2 separate regions of the Homo sapiens genome follow, and region 1 is linked to region 2. A link is a loop called in an ENCODE intact Hi-C map of the cell type or tissue named here. Cell type or tissue: pancreas. All regions are shown on one strand. Each heading gives the region's core, and the rest is flanking DNA. Links, peaks and the distances in the headings are about the cores only. Region 1 overlaps TAFA5 (TAFA chemokine like family member 5). Region 2 overlaps TAFA5 (TAFA chemokine like family member 5).

Region 1 (2,910 bases), core at 192-2,691, 48 kb before region 2:
TGACGTGTTTATCCATCTCATTCATCACTCCTTCTTCCCTCAGCAATGGGTCTTGGGCAGTCCTTGCTTCTAACAACCCCTGACATTCACTCTGCCCTGGGTCTCTGAGGTCTTCTAGAACCCAGGACTCCACCAGCCTCCCAGGGCCTAGGTGAAAATCTGTGCAGGCGAGGGGGGCCTATGGGGAACCCAGGGTGTCAGGAGGCAAGGGGAGACAAGAATGGGTGTGAAGCAGCCTCACGAAGAAAGGAGAGCCTCAGAGGCAACCCCCAGCACAGCCATCCTCAATCCCAGATGGGCCACGAAAGCCACCTGCCTGCTCCCAGTGGCCACAGGGCCCAGGAGAGGCTATACTGCCCAGCAGAGCAGCAAGGGCCCGCTGTGCACACTGCCTCCGGGACCTCCCAGACGGAGCTGCGGGCGTGGACAAGGCCACCCGATTACAGATAGCAAGGGCCCACTGTGCACGCTGCCTCCAGGACTTCCCAGACGGAGCTGCGGGTGCGGACGAGGCCACCTGATTACAGATGATGAATATGAAACAACGCCAATCCGTTACCCAACACCAGGCAAAGCCATCCCCGGCAACTTTATGAGCAAGTAAATCCTGAGCTTGCTCCAATAAAGTATTTACGAGGTCTCTTGTTCCAAAACTGCACGCATGGCCTTTTTCTAATTCAATCTATCCCACAAAGGTAAATATGAAGGCTTGGCAGAGGCGAGCGTCAGTGCACAGGCTCCTGGCCTGCCACGGTGCAGTTCGGTCCTGGGGAGGCAGGAGAGCCTGGGACAGTGGCTCTGTGCCGCTGCTAAGCCTGTGGGGGACTGGGGCAGGTGTAGAGACTTCCAGAGCCCCAACTCCCACCCTCCAGTATCCAGGTATCCACGGCTTGGCCAGGCTCGACTGCACCCACAATCCTGAAAGAGTGCAGAAACAACCTCTCTAAAATCAGAAACCCCAGTGCTTCCTGCTGTTAACCTCCGTGTCCACACAGAGCCTGGCGCCACACTTACTGGGTTCAAATCCCAGTGTGCCACTTACCAGTGGCCTGAATTTCCCTTTGTAAAAAATGGCCATAAAAACCGCGCCCATGTGGCAGGGCTCTTAAGAGTAACAACTGAGGTTACCATGAACAGAGTGCTCAGAACAGGACCCCACCCTGGCACACCACGTAAGGACAGGCTGGACCCATATGTGCTTGTGCACCTCCAGGCAGGGGGTGGTACAGAGGGGACTCAACCCCAGGGCCCTGCTCCGTCTTCTCAGAACACACAGCCCAGCAGGCATGTGGTCGTGTCACCGCAGACATCTCACCAGGGATGCACCAAGCCAGGCTCCAGAACATCCAGCCCCCGCCTCAGGCATGGGGCAGCTTTATGTTCCCAGGAGATAGACGCGGAGACAGACTCTGCCATTCTCTCTCCTGCTGCATCCCCAGTTTCTTTCATGGGCCACTCAGCCTGAGAGGTGACGACAGTGAGGACAGTGAGTGCCGAGGTTCTGCGAGAGGCGCTTCCGGGGCCACTGAGGCAGGGACGGGAGTGCCTGCATGCTTCCAGGAGCTCCACACGGCTGCAGTAACGAATGGCCTCAAACCAGGCCCCGAAACAGCACCCATTTATCCTCTTGCTGCTCTGAGGGCCAGAAGTCTGAGCCCAGCTTCACTGGCTAAAGTCAAGGTGTCACTGATTTCTTCTAAGGTCTCTGGGGAGAATCTGTTCCCTTTGCTTTTCCAGATTCCAGAGGCCGCCACACCCCTGGGCTCCCTGCCTCACATCACCCCCTCTCTGCTTTGTCCTCATGCCCCTTTTGCCTCCTCTTCCCAGGACGCCTGTGACTGCCTGTGAGACCCACCTGGATAAGCCGCAGTCACGCCCCCATCTCAAGATCCTTAATCACATCTGCAAGACCCTCTTGCCTGGCGAAATGACACATCCGCAGGTTCCAGGGATTAGAACCCGGACATCTTTTGGGGAGTGCATTGTTCAGCCAACCACACGCTGGGTCTGCACAGGGCATCCCCCGAGTGACCACAGGTATCCACGCTCCCAGCCCAGCCCTGGTTTTGTTTCTCGCCCAACAATGAACTCACCATGGATGAAGCCCAGATCCAGATGTCCACCGGCCCACCAAGGAGACTGGACACCCATAGAAGGCCTCTCTCGGACAAGACGCTCCCACCCCAGCCGTGCCCACCAAACCCCTAGGGGTCCCCACGGACCTGCAAGCAGCTGGGTGTCTGCCGAGCCCAGAGCCACGCAGCCTTCGGAGCTGGGCAACTCCCTGTTCCCTATTCCCACCATCTCGCTGCTGACCCACCTCGCTGGGCTTTCTGCAGCCCTAGACAGAGGGTGGGATAGGCAGGAAGAAGTTTTGGGCTTCAGTGGCCCATCTGGTGGGACAAAGTGCAGCCCATCCGGCCTCAGCGAGGCCACTCCCTGGTTTCCATGCGCAGGCAAAATGCCACCTTCCTGCCTCGTGCTGTGACTTGCAGGCAGGAGGAAGACCTCTGGGACCCTGTCCCAAGCGGCCAGGCTCCAGGAGCATCCCGAGTGCATGGGCGGGTGACGCATTAGAGATGCTCCCAGGTGACTGCACCTGATCCCATGCATTAGGTGATGCATTAGGGATGCTCCCAGGCCTCACGATGTGCACTTCATCCAGCAGCACCCTCGGGGCCACTGCAGAAGACACGATCACTTGGGCCTTCAGGCTCATCAGGCCTCGACCAGAAAATGCTCGAATTTTAGAAAATCAGCACGGCGGGGTTACGGCGGTATTGGCCACACTGTATGAATGTATTCCACCTTCCCATTCAAAGCCTGCAGCGCTGTCCCCAGCTCTGCCTGACTGCTGATGGGACCCTCACTCCCTGCTGAGAGCCCACCCCACTCCTGAGCAGCCCCGGG
Region 2 (2,910 bases), core at 106-2,605:
AAAAAAAAAAAAAAGCAAACAACAACAACAAAAAAATGTTCTGAGGAAAGAAATGAGCTGATACTGAATTTTGCTTTAGAAACACTGGCTTCTCAAAGACAGTGGAGCAGTGACTTCAGATTCTGATGGGAAAAGATAGAAGACCTAGAATTTTATACCCAGCTAAACAGTCAACGATGCATACCATTTGAGGGGATTCAGAAGTTCAGTTTACTAGTCCCATCCCTTATAGAAAAAGCTGATCTAGGTTACACTCCACCAGAGAAAGGAATCAAGGGAATGTACTTGGAGATATGGGATAAAGGAAAATTTAGCACATTTGACTCTCTAGAAGTAGAAAAACTGTGAAGAATAGGTATGAAGATACATTAGGCCTTCATACTTGAAAGAATCTCCAACAGGTAAAATCTTTACAATGGTATATCTCTTTCTCCATAGTTCTAGTCAGAAATCTTCTTTCTGCTATAAACATTTATGGGATAGTACTATAAATGTCCTTTAATTCCATTCAAATTTTAAAACCAACATGTACACAAATTAATAGTAGAAAGCGAAATGTAAATTCTCAAACCCTGACCATTAAATACATAATAGAGGAATGAAAAGAGGAAGGCAGTGTTTTAATGGAGAAAGTAGGCCCTCCGTGTTTTTCACTGTTCAAAATGGAAAGTGACGAGGTCCTGACCAGAGGTGATGAATTAAGAAGTAAAATTTGAGTGTGCACTGCTGACATCACGCATGTTGAAACTAAAAATGTATTCGTGATCAGGGCCAGGCTGGGTAAGAAAGAAGCTATTAACCATTTTGTCCCTGGGGAAAGGCCTGGATGCCAGGAAGAAGGAGGTGAAATCCTGCTTCTCATTTGGAACTTTCCTTTGTCATTGTAATTTGTTTTTTACCATATGCGTCATGTATATTCTGCGATTTGAGATACCCTTGTCTCATAAAAACAATGTAGATAAATTGTGTTACATTCATATAATGTAATGCTTTGTACTCTGAGGAAAAGGAAGAAGTGGTATATGTATAGGCAAAGATAAAGGCAGCCTCAGCCATGTTTTCAGCGGGCATGATCATACCTGTGCCTCTAACAATCACAGACCACGAGGCAGGGAGGAGGTCATGATGTTGGCCTTGACCAATAGGCAGAATCCATCCAGTGTGGACCGGAAGGCAGGGCAGATGCAGCATGGGAGGGCCCTGCCAGGGGAGTGTGGGGAGCAGAGGAGTGAGGCTGAGCCAGAAAGAGGGGTGATCTGCACGTGAGCATGTCGGCCAGGAAGAGCACAGCCTCAGGGAGGCCTCTGGCACCGCGGCTATGTGTGCGGGGGCACTGGCGGCCAGGACATTGGGGTAAATCCAGCATGGCCCATGAGGGCCCAAAGAAGTCCCCAGAAGGACTAGAGCATGACAGGCCATAGTTCCTGCCTCTTTCTGGGCCTGGGAAACAGTGAGAGGGCACGCCAGCCGCATGCTGGGGACAGGCCTGGAAGGCAGCCATGGGCCTCACCAGTACCCGGAACCCAAGCAAGGCCTGCGGGAGGCCACCCCCCGGGATGCACGTGGGTCAGGTCAGCATGCACTTCCATGACCACTTGACGAGCCCGGCCCCCGTGTCAGCCAGGATCAGCAATGCAACGACAGCAGACTGGGCCCATGGCAACGCACAGTGGCTTCCACGGGCACCATGCACACAGCCAAGGTCGGGAGCGCTGAGGTTGCTCTGGTGAGGAGGGACCATGGTGCTCACAGGAATGCTATGCACCCCGTGGGCCTTGATTGTAGCGGCCACACTCCCCATGTCCTTGGCAGCCTCCAAGTCCACTATCAGACCAGCCATCCCAGAGGTCACAAAACAGCAAGGCGCCCAGACCCCCCGGAGACACCCCAAACACACGGTTTATTGAATCGATGCCAAGCACATGGTGAGAAGCAAAGGGTCATTTCAAATGTCGGGGCCGGGCCAGGTTTTTCAGTTTCCAGAAACTTCCATGACTGCACCCACCTCACACTCCTCTAGAGCTTTAGTCTGAGTATCCACGGCCCGTGGCCCTGCATCCATCGTCCTCCCCGGAGATTGCCCTCTTCTGAGTAACTGCGGCCACCTGCAGTACTTGGCACACCCCAGGCAGCTGTCCCCATCCCACAGAGGCCAAAACCAGGCACCAGAGAGGGGAGGCGGCTGTGTAGGAGGCCACGGCCAGTGAGGGTTCCTGTGGTTCGCCTGAACCAGTCTGCTCACAGCCCGGCCCTGCCCCTCCTTCAGAGCTGGCTGTGGGTTCAGGATGGAGGGTGCCTGATAGCCCTGGCCGTGAGCACAAGAGGATGCTCTGCCCTCGTCTGCCCTCATCCCTGGCCGTGAGCACAAAAGGATGCTCTGTCCTCATCTGCCCTCGTCCCCCACCCCAGCCCCAGAGGCTGTGCTCAGCACTGCTGGACAGTGGAAGGAGATCTAGAGAAGGGCAATGGGGAGAAGGGAGCCTGGGCTGGCAGTCCAGGCTCATGGGGCAGCATGGGGCAAAAAGCAATGGGCTTCGTGGGGGGAGGACCACTGGTCACAGCTCCAGCCACCGTTGTGACCAGACCGCTGGCCAGTCATTAGTCTCCCTGTGCCCCGAGTCCTCACTGACGCCCACTGCAAGGATTACAGCAAATGCAGGCAGAGAACACTGCACACGGTTGGTCTCAATCAATGTTTTCTTTCCTCCTTTTCCTCCTGCATGTGTGGAAGAGGCCATATCTTGTCCCCAAGGAGACCTCTGGGACACACTGTTGTGGGGATCTCCGAGAGATGTCCCAGCCAGCCCTTGTCTGGAGTCACTCCCAGAAGAGAATCTTCATCTGAGCTCAAGTTTTGATTCTGCACCAAGGGTAGATGCCCCAGCAGGGCTGGCTCTGACCTCTCCTCAG

What was found. A loop is a pair of places that touch in the nucleus more often than their neighbours do. Peaks named below come from ENCODE experiments on the same cell type or tissue, not always from the same donor. Only the 100,000 strongest peaks of a DNase experiment are listed, where the experiment ranks them.
Region 1: it touches region 2 in a loop (5-fold over the local background); 5 of 110 quality-filtered maps call a loop at or near these places.

What each region holds. Positions count from the first base shown.
Region 1 is chr22:48,616,146-48,619,055 of GRCh38, reverse strand. The region is part of intron 1 of TAFA5 (TAFA chemokine like family member 5); the gene reads right to left. Among named protein-coding and RNA genes, the nearest start is that of TAFA5, 130 kb to the right of the region's middle. In pancreas, for the core only: no CTCF peak of the experiment used is centred there; no DNase peak of the experiment used is centred there.
Region 2 is chr22:48,568,376-48,571,285 of GRCh38, reverse strand. All of the region lies in intron 1 of TAFA5 (TAFA chemokine like family member 5), which reads right to left. Among named protein-coding and RNA genes, the nearest start is that of TAFA5, 80 kb to the right of the region's middle. In pancreas, for the core only: no CTCF peak of the experiment used is centred there; a DNase peak (open chromatin) is centred at 1,585.